3 separate regions of the Homo sapiens genome follow, and regions 2 and 3 are each linked to region 1. A link is a contact called in ENCODE Hi-C or POLR2A ChIA-PET data. All regions are on one chromosome and are shown on one strand. Each heading gives the region's core, a stretch centred on a gene start or an enhancer-like site at or near the end of the contact. The rest is flanking DNA. Distances are from core to core; before and after follow the strand shown. Region 1 overlaps LEMD3 (LEM domain containing 3). Region 2 holds the start of RXYLT1 (ribitol xylosyltransferase 1). Region 3 overlaps IRAK3 (interleukin 1 receptor associated kinase 3).

Evidence for each region. A loop is a pair of places that touch in the nucleus more often than their neighbours do. ChIA-PET counts read pairs that join two places held with the same protein, here RNA polymerase II (POLR2A). Pooled maps may share reads with other maps.
Region 2: a pooled map shows a loop between it and region 1 (3-fold over the local background). The contact joins the promoter of RXYLT1 here to the enhancer-like site in region 1. A Hi-C loop is called at or near these places in 2 of 50 pooled maps.
Region 3: a map with no recorded cell type shows a loop between it and region 1 (2.0-fold over the local background). The contact joins two enhancer-like sites. A Hi-C loop is called at or near these places in 1 of 37 single-sample maps with no recorded cell type. POLR2A ChIA-PET finds 5 or more read pairs at or near these places in 1 of 52 experiments (BJ).

What each region holds. Positions count from the first base shown.
Region 1 is chr12:65,187,266-65,192,177 of GRCh38, reverse strand. All of the region lies in intron 1 of LEMD3 (LEM domain containing 3), which reads right to left. Among named protein-coding and RNA genes, the nearest start is that of LEMD3, 20 kb to the right of the region's middle. Within about 2 kb of position 2,922, at least 3 of the 41 ENCODE cell types and tissues checked have a DNase peak (open chromatin) inside an H3K27ac peak, as active enhancers do.
Region 2 is chr12:63,776,903-63,781,814 of GRCh38, reverse strand. It overlaps RXYLT1 (ribitol xylosyltransferase 1), which reads right to left and starts at 1,906. Exons shown (of 6, transcript NM_014254.3): 1 at 1,686-1,906; 2 at 641-796. The coding sequence starts at 1,854. RefSeq lists silencers at 1,538-1,837, 1,566-1,841, 1,858-2,087.
Region 3 is chr12:66,233,164-66,238,075 of GRCh38, reverse strand. All of the region lies in intron 8 of IRAK3 (interleukin 1 receptor associated kinase 3), which reads right to left. It also overlaps the pseudogene RBMS1P1. Among named protein-coding and RNA genes, the nearest start is that of MIR6502, 15 kb to the left of the region's middle. RefSeq lists a silencer at 2,585-2,864 and an enhancer at 2,925-3,004. Within about 2 kb of position 2,853, at least 14 of the 41 ENCODE cell types and tissues checked have a DNase peak (open chromatin) inside an H3K27ac peak, as active enhancers do.

The DNA of each region.
Region 1 (4,912 bases), core at 1,673-4,172:
CTTTATTAGGTCTTTGCTTAAGAAAACCGAATTCTTCATATTAAAAGAGCTAAGGTGCTTTTTTTTTTTTTTAAGCAACTGTGTAACTTTCTATATTTGTCTCTAAATTACCACTCTGGTTAAATCAGTAGGTATTACTTCAAGTGATCTGTGATCTACTTTAATCAAGTATTTTTAAACCTCTGATATTTTTGACAAACTTTCCCAAAATTCTATTCCATTATTCCGTCTTTTTTTTTTTTTTTTTTTTTTTGAGACGGAGTCTGGCTCTGTTGCCCAGGCTTGAATGCAATGGTGCGATTTCGGTTCACTACAACCTCCATCTCCCAGGTTCGAGCGATTTTCCTGCCTCAGCCTTCTGAGTAACCGGGACCACAGGCATGCACCACCACGTCCAGCTAATTTTTTAATTTAGTAGAGACAGGGTTTCACCATGTTGGTCAGGCTGCTTCCTGCCTCAGCAAACATCTGCCTGCCTTGGCCTCCCAAAATGCTGGGATTACAGGTATGAGCCACCATGCCCAGCCTCCATTAGGTCTTTCTCACCTTGAACTAACTTCGGTAGTTTCCAGGGGATTCCTAGAATATCTCAAAAGAATCTGTTCTCTCTCCTCATAAAAAGAGAGATGTTAAACTACCTTATTCAGTATGTTAAATTTACACGGTAAGCACTGTCAAATAAGCAATGATGTTTAACTTTCCTTGAGTTATATTTGCCTGGGTATGTTACTGAGTGTTCTAGAAATGGTATGAAATTCCTACAAATCTGATATGTCCTGTTATGATGTTACCAGTCATAATTTTGATTTTTATGTTAAAATACTGATGTCACAAAAAATAAAATTTCCTTGTCGATTGCATAATAAATTCTTATCATAGCCATTTTAAGTCCTGTCATCCAGAGATAATTTTTACTCTGATGCTTTCCTGAAAGCTTTTGCAAGCAACTATAATCCTAAAGTGTTTCGTCTTCAAGGAGATTCATGGAAGAGACTCTGAACAAGTACAGGTTTCTTATAACTTTAAGATTATACCATTGCTCTGGCTAAGAGTTTCCACAACACTATTAAAGAAACTGGTTCATAAAATTGTTAAACTGACATCAAGCAGAACAGGAATTACATGAGACTGAACGACTGATGAAGAAAAATTATAGGTTATTTTTATGGCCTTTTTGTTTAAAACACTGCTGATTCTGCAATGTTGTGCTTTGCAGATTTAAGGAAACTTTTTTCTTTTCTCTTAAGCTATCTCTACAACTTTCAACAATTTGGTAAACTATACCTTTGTGAATGAAGATGAAACACCTTTTCTCAACTATCTGATCCCTCCAGAATTCAGAAACCGTAACCAAGTATTTCTATTTTTATGGCAATACAATGTAGACCAAAAAGTAACTGAGACAAGTCTCAATCAATTTTGAAAGTTTATTTCGCCAAGGTTAAGGACCCACCCATGACACAGCCTCAGGAGGTCCTGTCAACATGTGCCTATGGTGTTTGGGGTACAGCTTGCTTTTATACATTTTAGGGAGACATAATACATCAATCGAAACATGTAAGATTTACACTGGTTCGATCTGGAAGATGGGGAAAACTCAAAGCAGGGGCTTCCAGGTCATAGGTAGGTTTAAACATATTCTGATTGGCAATTGGTTGAAAGAGTTATGATGTATAGAAAGGAAGGGGTTGCAGAGACCTAGGTTTTTATCATGCAGATGAAGCCTCCAAGTAGCAAGCTTTAGAGAGAATAGACTGTATATGTTTCCTATCAGACCTAGGGTCTGTGTTGACATTAATACTAGAGAGGTATAAATGAGACGTGTCCAACCCCAACATAAATGAGGCATGTTCAACCCCCACTTCCCATCATGGCCTGAAGCAGTCTTTCAGGTTAAATGTTAGGGTGCCCTAGCCAAGGAGGAAGTCCATTCAGATGGTTGCAGGGGGCCTTCGAATTTTATTTTTGGTTTGCAGTAAGTTACTTGCATAAGTTCAATAAAAATCTGTTCTCTTTGTAACAAGTTATAACTGGAAACACTGGTTATAATACCAAGGCTTTTGACCGGAAAGTCATATTTGAAAATGTACATAGAGCTGGATATGGCCAGTTTTAAAGAACTAAGGTTTACTTTATGAAGCCATGAAAGCCCCTTGGAAAAAACTAGTGTGGTACGAGGCTTTAAGGGTTTCCTGGCCTTAAGAGTTGAGTAAGGCAGGCCCAGTAACTTTAAAAATATTTTGAGGACCTTGAGAAGAGAGGAATTCATCCAAATCTATAGGTATTACGGGCAAAGTCTACTGGTAAGTCTTCAGCATGGCTTCATAGCCTAGAGAGGCTTTTAAAAGTCTAATCTGAGATGCCTTTAAAAATTCCAGCAAAGCAGATTTAAAGAGAGCCTATATGGTCCATCACTACTCTCGCTGCACGTATGTGAACTATCAAGCCAAGTTTAATGAGACTAGACCTATTTTGCAAACAAATTAGTCTTATTGTGATTATCTTTGATAGAAATGGGAGCAGCTGTAGAGAGAAAAATTATGTTTCAGTAGAAAACTACAGGGCACCCTTGTGCATATCAGATTCTAGTCCTGTTCATTGTCCTTGACATTGTATCTATAAACTGCTTGGTTTCTGACGCCCTACAGGCGGGTACTGGGCAACACTCATCCCTGCTGATGAATGGGCCACTCAGGGAGTTCACCAAAATGCCCATTGCCATAACCAGAAACATTCAAACTGCAAACCAGGGAAATATGCTTTGAGCTCAAATCTAGAAACCTTGACCAACTGCCCTCCGGACACAGAGAGTGAGTTTATGGTTTGTTCTAGCCATCAACCTTTTTATTTTACTTGGTTCTGTTCATGGAGGCCTTGGCTAAAGAGCATACACCAGTCCTTTGATGACAGTAGTCCCTCCTCCCTCCTTATGGCAGTTTCACTTTCTGCAGTTTCAGTTACCCCTGGTCAACCATGGACCAAAAATAGATGAGTACAGTAAATAAGATATTTTGAGAGAGACCATATTCGCATAACTTTTATTAGTATATTGCTACAATTCTATCATTGGGTTATTGTTTTAATCTCTTAACTGTGCCTAATTTATAAATTAAACTTTATCATAAGTATGTATTACAGGAAAAACATAGTATATATAGGGTTTGATAGTATCCATTTTCAGGCATCCACTGCAGGAGTAATGGGAGTCTTGAAACATACTGCCTGTGGGTAAGAAAGAACTACTATTATCCTCCTGATAGTGCCCATTGTCATCTCCCTGGTGCACTGTATTCTTTCTAGTGTCTTAAATGAATGTTTGCAGCCATCAGCAATATGCCAAATGGTCTCACTGCAATTAGAGCAACAAAAATAAGATGAACAAGAAAGGAATACTTCTTCCATGAGCCTGACATCATGACTTTTGTATTCCATACTGAGACCAAGTAAGTCACTATAATGGTGACAGAAAGTGTCAACAATGCTCAAAGTTTTAGTCAAGCACTCAAGATGGAGAGGCTGACAAAAGGAGAAAATTGTTAAAGCAAGTAAGGAGGAAGCCATTAGCCTGAAGATTTTCTCTGTGAACAGAACTCCTCTGTAAGCAAACCAAAACCCAATCCCGTGTAAACAGTAAAACAAAACTTAAGCATACCCAATCAGAAACCACCAACTAACTTCTAACTAGGGCCTTTCCACTTATGTTTTGTCTTACTTCCACATTCAGCCTATAAAAGCTCACTGCCCATCACTGCTTTGGAGAGGAGTTCTCTGGATCCCTTCCGGTTCTAAGTATTGCCCAATTCATAAATCATCCTTTGCTCAAATAAACTGTTTAATTTATTCTGCCTAAAGTTTACTAGGCTATCTCTCCCCGCCTTCAGCTGCTCTCAGTTTCCATGTAGCTTATATAGTGTACTTCAACCCTGCAGTATGATTTTAATGTTTAAAATGTATAATGTTCCCTAATCCTTTATCCAATATTAAAAGAGTCTTTATACTATACTGGAGGGGGAAAAAAAACTGGCCTTTTTTAGACACCCTACTGTAGACTCTAAATGCTGAATTTTGCTTTATTCTCTGATTTCAAAAACCTAACTTCAAAAAACTTGATTCATAAAATTTGAATCTGCCAGAAAACAGTTTTCTGGACCAAGTCAGTAAGATTGATCCTTAACACCATTTTAAATAAACAGTGAAAGCATCTTCAAATTCCAGATTAGGACTAAATTCAAACTTATTTTCCTACATACCATCTCTATTTGTTAAGGTCTGTTCAACAAATATTTATTGAGTAACCAAAAACCAGGTGCTAGGGAATACAAAGATAAGAACTCAGAACCTTCCCTAGAGCTGCTGATAGTACAGTGACTCTTACTACTTTGAAGGACAGAGATCCTTTTGAGAATTTAATAAAATTTATGAACCCTCACCCTGCAAAAATGCATACATATTCAAAAATGTACATATAATTTCAAGGAGCTACTGCTTACCTGGAGTCCATTTATCTCTTCCTTAAGATTGATGGACCACTGTTTAAGAACTCCTAGTCTAGTAGAATGTGAGATTTTTTTTTTTAAAGGGGGGAAGTGGGAATAATTCCAAAGGAAATTTAAAAAACAAATACATGAAATACAAAATTGTGCAGATAGTACAGTACAGGGACAAAGATCCCATAGTGGGAGTCAGATTATCTGCACTCAAATCTGGTTCTGCCACTTACTGACTTTGGATGAGTTTCTTAACCTCCCTAGGCCTCAATTTTAAGAATTAAGTGAAACAACCCAAGAAAAACTTAGCACAGTACTGAGAGACAGAGGCACACACACAAGCACAGACCTGGAATCCCTTGAATTGAATTGTTAAAGTCTCTACAGTTGAAGTCTACACATATCCTCATAGTAAACACTCACTT
Region 2 (4,912 bases), core at 657-3,156, 1.4 Mb after region 1:
ACATAAAGCGCTTTCTAAGTCACTAAATTCTTTGTGACTCTTTAAACCCTCAGGGCCCCATTCTCTAATTGAGCATAATATATATCTTAGAACACTACACTCTCATGATATTCACAGCAAAAATGCTTCTGTGGTCAATCAAGTTTAATCAACTACATACTATAATATATTCCTTCGCTGATACAATGAACATTGTCATATTAAAGGCTCTTGAGAAAGGCCTGCAATGAAGAACCTTGTTTAACTTTGTACTCTTCAGTGTTTCCCAAATGTGTTTGGCCATCAAGGGCAGGGGCCACATCTTATACTTGTGTATCAAGTGTCCAAAAAATACACAGATTCATGAAAATTCAGTTGACATATGCATTGCAATCTAATGACACTATACAGCCTACTCAATGTATCAATAAATGAAGCTGTGCTCTGCTAAAGACCAACAGTGGAATATGTATGTGTGTACATTTACAAACAGATGTTGTCTAATTGGAAGGAGAAAGGAATTATTGACAAAAAGCGAAAAAATATATCATGATGCCTTAATTAACAAATTATGAAATAAATTATATTAAAATGAATTTCATATCAATAAAATACATTTTATAATGCTTTTTACATGTCTTCCTTCTACGTATTAACTTACCAATGGCAGCTTTGCCCCAGATTTGTACACTGAGATCTGTTTTTCCTTTCGTGGATTTATCTAATATTTGAAGGCTAGTTTTAAATCTGTGTTGTTGCTCATTTTTTTCATCTCCTTCCCAAGGATTCCATTCTTCACTTTCCAAAGTGGACTGTTCTGTTTTAAAAAGAGTAAGTGTTTACCAGTAAGGTATTATTGCAGTTGTAGGTAAATTCAAATCATTTAAATTAAGTGTTAGTTCTAATTTCATCCTAACTTTAATTTCTGAGAGGTACAGCAACTGAATTTAAACTGGTAATACACAATGAAAACAAAAAAGAAAATCAGCAATTTTTTTACTGAACTTTTTTTACTCTGAAAAGTCTTAGAAATAAAATGCTACCTTGAGACAGGAAAATTCTCTTCCCCAACACAAAACCTTTAAAAATAACAGGATAATATGTATCAAGTTACAAGCTTAACTTTTGCAATTATTTTTATCCATTGTATACAGGTAACCTATGCACAAAAAACTGACTTCAGAGTGTAGTGTTCACCAGTCTTAGATACTATCGTGCAAAATTCTGAATAAAGGGAAAGAGAAAGCCGAGTCTGATCTTAACACAAGTTAAAACACAGGACAGGGGACCAGAATTTGGAGGTAAAGTCTGCCTTATGGTCACTGCAGGATTAGAGAGGGCTTTGTTTCAACATGGAAACGGATGTCTTAAACCTTGCGGCGATTTTGAGGCCTTCCAGGAGCATTCCCGCAAATCTCTGGCATTTGAGACGACGTCTTGGATTTTAACACGTGTTTGAAAGGCGTGCGCGCCTGTCACCCCCTGGGATCGGGAGCGGGGACGGCGTGTGAGATCTGGGTAAGAATGAGGACCATTCTCCAATTCCGAGCCAAGGGCTGGCTCGAGAGGCTGTAGGGGGCAAAGCGCTTCTCAGGCCCTGCGGGTAATCCCGGACTTGAGAGCCGGGTGCGGGGACCCGGCCCCAGCCGCCCAGCAGCCCCAGCCAGGAGCGCAGAGCCGGAAGGAAGCCGCCGACCCAGTCCTACCTCGGCCGCGTCTCTCCCGCGCGGGGGCCGCCCCCTTCCTGAGGCCCCGCGGGGACCCGGCCGGCGCCTGGCGGCGGCGCCCGAAGAAGACGTGGTAGGCAGCGTAGAGGGAGAATAGGCAGTACAGGGCGATAAGAAACGAGCAGAGCCGCTTCCGCGTCAGCCGCATCCCACTCGGGCTTCCAGTCAGGCATCCACCGCCATGGAGCGGGCGGAAAGAGAATCCGCGACACCGGCGGCGTCCGAGGCAGGCCCAGCCCGTTTCCAGGCAGTCCCCAGCCAAGGCTCCTCCGCCCAGCGCCCGGTACAGCCCCGCCCCGGACACGCCCACCGCCCGCCTCCCGCCCAGGCCCCGCCCCCTCCAGTCGCGGCTCATCCACCCGGCCGAGGGCCTGCCCACCTTCGACACTGGAGGAGGGGGTACTGGAGCGGCCCCTACCCCACGCTGCTTCCAGACGCCGGGCTGAGTGGGAACCTCTCTGACCTCTGCCGTGTACTCATTGCACCTTTCAACCCTGGCCACTTTTCCCAAGTACATAAAGACTCGGGGGAAAAAGAACACCCGCGGTGGTCCATGAAGGCCATGTGAAGGCATGGACTGTGACGTTTTTTGCTCTGCATGGAATCCCTAGCGCCTAGGACAGTGCCTACTACGTTGATAGATGAGTGAATATAAACGTCCTTTAAAAAAATTAAGTGATGATGGTCGCTTAACATTGTGAATGTAATTAATACCACTCACTTGTATGCATAGAAATAGTTAAACTGTCGAATTCATGTTTTATATACCTTACTGCAATAAAAACATTTTTAAAGTTAAGTTTCATTATTATGTGAGTTGAACGCACATAGGCATGCAGTATTTTGTCAAATAGAGGCTGTAAATGTGAATGCTTCAGAAAACTTTGTATCCAGCCTTGGGAAGATGGGCTACAATGTTTTGTCAGTTGCTCTGGTACTACTGTTCAAATTACCCAGCAGTCTTGCGACGGTATGTCTGCTAATTAGGGTGACCAATGGTCCCAGTTTGCCCAGGACTGTAAGGATTCTCCAGTTGGAGGATTTTTAGTGCTAAAATTGAGAAAGTCCTAGGAAATCAGTAAAATTGGTCACTCTAGCACCGACCCTAAACTATTAGGTCAAACACTTTACCCAATCCCCCAAACAGTTCCCTGCCTCAAAAGACCTGTTTTAAACCATTTTTGCTCAGACTCCCCAAATCCTATAAATATCACCCCCAACCTTCTCCTTCTGAGACTGCCAAGCTTCTGTCAAAGTGTGGCCTCCCTTACTGTAGTAGATTTAATAAATTTAGCTTTCCTTGATTAACAGGCTATTCTGGTGTCTTAGGGAGATGGCAGTTGTTTTATGTATGCTGTATTGTTGTTTATCCTATTTTGTTTGTTTGTGGAAATGACAATTATTTAAGGATAGGAAGTAATTACCTTATAATTACCACAAAACACCCACTGTATCAATGTACATTCAGATGCTACTGACTAATGGTTTTACTATTGAGAAATGCATACAAGGTAAAACTAATATGCAGTTGATGTCATCTTGAATAGGGGAGAGGGCCATGAAAATGAAGGAGTTGTTTTACCTCAAACTGCAAATGACTGCATAATTTGATGATAAGCTTTTAAAAATGTATTTAGGTTACAAAGGAATCTTCTAATTGATCTAAGTCTGGCAGAGTTCATTTTCCTTTCTCTTGGTGTTTAATGGTTGAGCTACAGCTGGGAGCTACTTTCTGTATATGCTCTCATCTCTTCAGGTGGATGGAAAGAGAGGGAAAGAGATGTGGTGGGGAATGCAGCAGTGTGGAGGGGGAGACAAGGTTAAATATCCTCTGGGGGTTGAAGCTCCGCATATAGGGAACCAGACCTGAGAAGGAAAGATGTGGGAGGAAGAATAGAAATAAAGGAATATGAGATGAATTAAACTAAAGCAGGGCTAAAATCTTTACTTGGTGAAATTTTCTACTCTGTCTGCAAAGGGAAGAACTATTAATCAACAAGATATTGAGAAAATAGCCCTAATGTCCTAATGCCTTCTTCTAGTTGACTGTGAAATAGTACACGCTTATTCTTAGAAGTCCCCAGTACAAATTTCTTGTGATACCTGGTCAAAATTCTCTTCTTAGTTTATCAAGTTTCCAGTAATACTCAAGAAGTGTGTTAACTACTTTGAGAGATTTTTCACAGCTTGGCCAAGCTTCTGTGTCAAACCCTTTGCAAGATACTTCTAGCAGGGCTTGGCCATGTAAGTTATAAACTATAGCTATTTCAAATTTGTAAGAATCAGTCCTAAGAAGATACATTTTTCTTTTTCATGTGAGTACAATGCTCACAAAAATAAGTAATAAAACTCTACAGAAATATATTGGCATTGGGAAATAGTAAGCAAATTATAACGCCTTCTTTAAACAATCAATCAAACAACATACTAATAACCAACCAAACAGAAACTAGGATGAAGGTTAAAGACAGAACAACTCTGAGGTGAAATTGAAGCAGATGAGCAGAAACAGATTCTGTGCAAACATCACTTCCTCTGTAAATCTTTCCCTCTCCTATTTCCCCTTCCCCACACCCTCTAAACCCTATGCACAGTTTCATCATTGGTGTAACATTTCATCACCAATTTTGTTTATGTATTCCATATGATCCACCAGCCTTAACTAGTGTGATAGTTGTCTATGGACTCTGTTCTACTAAAAGCCCTTATGAGTGGGTGCCACCATGGTGATAGTCTCAGAGAGTGATTCAAGACAGCTTGAACCCATGTGACTCCATCTCTCATTTACCACTGACTTCATTTGCATATGCTGTTTTTCTAATGATATTATTATCATCAACTTGGGGTAGGAGGCTACTGAAAGGCCCCAGGAGTGATATAAATGCATTTCAACCTCTTAAAAATTAAAAAAAAATTTTGTGAGTACATCGTAGGTGTATATATTTATGGGTTACATGAGATTATTTTGATATAGGCATGCAATGTGTAATAATCCCATCAGAGTAAATAGAGCATACATCCACTGAAGCATTCATCCTTCGTGTTACAAACAATGCAATTATACTCTTTTAGTTATTTTAAAATGTACAATTAAATTATTTTTGACTATAGTCACCCTGTTGTGCTAGCAAAGACTAGGTCTTATTCATTCTTTCTTACTGTTTTTTGTCTGCATTAACCATCCCCACTCTCCTCCCCCACCTGCC
Region 3 (4,912 bases), core at 1,604-4,103, 1.0 Mb before region 1:
CTGCTCCAAATTCCAGTGCTCCTCCTTTCTCCAAAATTCCTGCTGTACAGCTCCAACGACATTGTTTGACACCCACAGGGAGCCCACCTGATGTTGTTTACTTAAGCATAATGTTGAGTCTATAGAAGATACTAAGTAAATATTTGTTGATATAATCAATTATGTAAAGAGGATTTGAAACTGAGGGTAGCCCTAGACTACTCAGTATAGGAATGGTGAATATGTGGCTTAAATGTTGCCATAACATTTATCCTCCCAAAACATCCTCCCATATTCTTGGCAAACATCAAAAATTTAGTTCAGAAAGCACCCACCATAGATTCTCTTTCAACCCTGCATGTGGGAAATCATTATCAATCAATCAGACATGGAACATGAGACAACACTGACTTGTCATCACTGCTATAGAATCCTGCAGAGGAGGTGAATGAGGCCCACAGGGTTGACATGACTTGTTCCATGCAAAACCGCTTAATAGCAGGGCCAGAACTAACACCTAGCCCCACTATTTTTCTGTTTGGTGCTCTTTTGATTTACTATAGTTAACTGAGACATCTTTTTACTCAGCTACTCATGAAAGACTAAGAGACTATTGATTTCAAAGAGAAATGAAATGAGCTTTTATCTCCTTTTTCTTTAGCTGTATATAGATAATTCCAGCGGCAAATGGGCAAGTCACAGGATTTTAGCTCCACAGAAAAGAAGTCTGAATAATGAGAGCTGCACCCAAATGGAGCTGGACCCCCACAACATGCTGGGCCCACCATACAGCAAGGGTTCAAGTACAGGTTGGATGAAGCACTTTTCTCACATTGTGGGGGGATAATTACAGCTCATTGCCAGGCCTGGGTTGTGCTTTCAGTCTATCACCTCACTTCCTCCTCACAATGCTGGGAGAAGGTGGAGCACTGTCACCCCAGTTCCAGATGAGGTAAGAGACTGAGCCTCAGGGGATTAAGTGACTTGCCCAAGATCACAGTGCCAGAAAGTAGAGGAGTAGGGATTTGTACTGAGATCTATGTGACCCCAAAGGCCACACTCTTAACCAGTGATGAGAGACAGGGACAACAACGAGATCGCTAGGGTGGCTGGTAAAGAAGGGGAAGGACAGATGAAAGACTAGGGAGAGGGTGTTTCAGAAAAACAGGCATTTCAGAACTTTGACTAAAACCTGCTCCAGAGTGGGCAGGTGGCTGGAGGCGCCTCCCTAAACATATCTGACCTCATTCTGATTTGGAAGCTGATCAGGGTAAAGCTTGACCAGGATTTAAGAGAATACAGGGTCACGTTCTCCTGTAACAGTCCTAGACTCGTGAGTACAGAGCCCAGTACAAAAATAGGCAGGTGTAATGTCAAAGAATTTGACAGCAACAAGAGGTCACCTTAAGACTGTCTTGGTTGGCTCCGAATGTGCAAGTGCGAAAACTTTTGGCCACTCTCTGGCCACAGAAAGAGAAAAAAGACCTGGGTCTGAACTCAGATTTCTTTTTCTTTTCCTTTTTTTTTTTTAGACGGAGTCTTGTTCTATCGCCCAGACTGTAGTGCAGTGATGCAATTTCAGCTCACTACAACCTCCACCTCCTGGGTTCAAGCAATTTTCCTGCCTCAGCCTCCAGACTAGCTGGGACTACAAGCACAAGCCACTATGCCTGGTTAATTTTTTTTTTTTTTTTTTTTTTTGGTATTTTTAGTGGAGATGGGGTTTCAGCATGTTGGCCAGGCTGGTCTCAAACTCCTGACCTCAAGTGATCTGCCTATCTCAGCCTCCCAAAGTGCTAGGATTATAGGTGTGAGCCACCTCACCCGGCCTGAACCCAGATTTCTGGTGGTCTTCCCACATCCACATCCTCATCCTCATCCTCCCTCCTCCCTGCTGAAGACATGAGAACCATTTCACTTTGCTTTAGACAAAAGATGTTATTCACACTTTGGGCACCAGGCTGCTGAATAATGATTTTCCAACTTTCATTTTAAAAACTATTTTAAAACCATAAAAATGACAGATTATCAAGCTTCTTTACTGATAAAATTAATTACAGAGAATGATTGAACTGATAAGGATTTCATTTAGTAACTTGAGACTGTCTTTTGGAACTTTTTCCAATTAATTGGTTTGAGACAGTAAGGTCTGACGCCAAGTTATTTTTGTCTAATAAATTTTATGTTATTGCTAGACTAGAACATACTTCTTTAAATACAATCTAAAGAACATAAAGAAGTAAAAAAATAAGCCATTGAAAAATAAGCTATAGGTTCTCCAACCAAACAAAACGTTGTTGATATTTCGGTATATTTTACTTTTAATATTTTTTTAATGCATGAATTTGTAGTTATACAAAGTTATAATTATATACTATACGCTACTTTAATTTGGTCTTTTCCACTTAATCTCACTTTATATACATTGTTCCATGCTATTTCATACTATTTAAAAACATAACTTAATAATATCGGAGGACGCGGCGGCGCTGCTCCTCCGCTGCCGCCGGGAGAGTCGGCGACGCCGCCAGCTCCGCGCGCGAACTCCCGTCCATGGCACGCAGAGCGGCGGCTGCCCGAGCTGCTCGAGTCTCGCCCCGCGCCGCGCCGCACTTTTAGACGAGTGCGGAGGGGAAGTCAGCGCGGAGCTGCAGCCCCCGCCGGCCGCCGCCGCGCGGCGAGAGGGAGTTCCCAAAGCTGCCTCGGCCCGGGGCCCGGCCGGCCCCCTCCTTGCGTCCTCCCCCTCGCGGCGAGGCTGCCCCGCGCCCAGGCTGCCCCGCGCCCGCGCCCGCCGCCGCGGCCCGCAGCGATGATCTTCCCCAGCAGCAGCGGCAACCCCGGGGGCAGCAGCAACTGCCGGACGCCCTATCGCAAGCAGCAGTCTCTGGTCCCAGCCCACCCCATGGCCCCTCCCAGTCCCAGCACCACCAGCAGTAATAACAACAGTAGCAGCAGCAGCAACTCAGGATGGGATCAGCTCAGCAAAACGAACCTCTATATCCGAGGACTGCCTCCCCACACCACCGACCAGGACCTGGTGAAGCTCTGTCAACCATATGGGAAAATAGTCTCCACAAACGCAATTTTGCATAAGACAACGAACAAATGCAAAGGTTATGGTTTTGTCGACTTTGACAGCCCTGCAGCAGCTCAAAAAGCTGTGTCTGCCCTGAAGGCCAGTGGGGTTCAAGCTCAAATGGCAAAGCAACAGGAACAAGATCCTACCAACCTCTACATTTCTAATTTGCCACTCTCCATGGATAAGCAAGAACTAGAAAATATGCTCAAACCATTTGGACAAGTTATTTCTACAAGGATACTACGTGATGCCAGTGGTACAAGTCGTGGTGTTGGCTTTGCTAGGACGGAATCAACAGAAAAATGTGAAGCTGTTACTGGTCATTTTAATGGAAAATTTATTAAGACACCACCAGGAGTTTCTGCCCCCACAGAACCTTTATTGTGTAAGTTTTCTGATGGAGGACAGAAAAAGAGACAGAACCCAAACAAATACATCCCTAATGGAAGACCATGGCATAGAGAAGGAGAGGTGAGACTTACTGGAATGACACTTACTTACGACCCAACTACAGCTGCTATACAAAACGGATTTTATCCTTCACCATACAGTATTGCTACAAACCGAATGATCACTCAAACTTCTATTACACCCTATATTGTATCTCCTGTATCTGCCTACCAGGTGCAAAGTCCTTCTTGGACGCAACCTCAACCATATATTCTACAGCACCCCGGTGCCGTGTTAACTCCCTCAATGGAGCACACCATGTCACTACAGCCCGCATCAATGATCAGCCCTCTGGCCCAGCAGATGAGTCATCTGTCACTAGGCAGCACCGGAACATACATGCCTGCAACGTCAGCTATGCAAGGAGCCTACTTGCCACAGTATGAACATATGCAGACGACAGCGGCTCCTGTTGAGGAGGCAAGTGGTCAACAGCAGGTGGCTGTCGAGACGTCTAATGACCATTCTCCATATACCTTTCAACCTAATAAGTAACTGTGAGATGTACAGAAAGGTGTTCTTACATGAAGAAGGGTGTGAAGGCTGAACAATCATGGATTTTTCTGATCAATTGTGCTTTAGGAAATTATTGACAATTTTGCACAAGTTCTTGAAAACGTTATTTATAACGAAATCAACTAAAACTATTTTTGCTATAAGTTCTATAAGGTGCATAAAAACCTTAAATTCATCTAGTAGCTGTTCCCCCGAACAGGTTTATTTTAGTAAAACAAACAAACAAACAGATTTTTATCAAATGTTATGATGCAAAAAAAAAAAAGAAAAAGAAAAAAGAAAAGAAAACTTCAATTTTCTGGGTATGCACAAAGACCGTGAAGACTTATCCAAGTGCATGACCGGATTTTTGTGGTTTTGTTCATTTTGTGTTTAATCTGTGTTTTTTTTTTCCAGCTGTATGAAATGGGCTTTCTGAAGTTTAACTAGTCCGACTTCACCCATGGTGTTCTGTGCTTGCAGTGCGAGTGTTGCTGTAATTCAGTGTTGCCGTCAGTGTCTCTCTTCTTAGCTTTCCGGCCTTTTTTTTTTTCCGAGACGGAGTCTCGCTCTGTCGCCCAGGCTGGAGTGCAGTGGTGCGATCTCGGCTCACTGCAAGCTCCGCCTCCCGGGTTCACGCCATTCTCCTGCCTCAGCCTCCCAAGTAGCTGGGACTACAGGCGCCCGCCACTATGCCCGGCTAATTTCTTGTATTTTTAGTAGAGACGGGGTTTCACCGTGTTAGCCAGGATGGTCTCGATCTGCTGACCTCGTGATCCGCCTGCCTCGTCCTCCCAAAGTGCTGGGATTACAGGCGTGAGCCACCGCGCCCGGCCTGTCTTTCTTTCAATGCAGTGTGAAGTGTCTTATCCTTTTCTATGAATTCCAATTTGCCTTAACTCTTTTGAT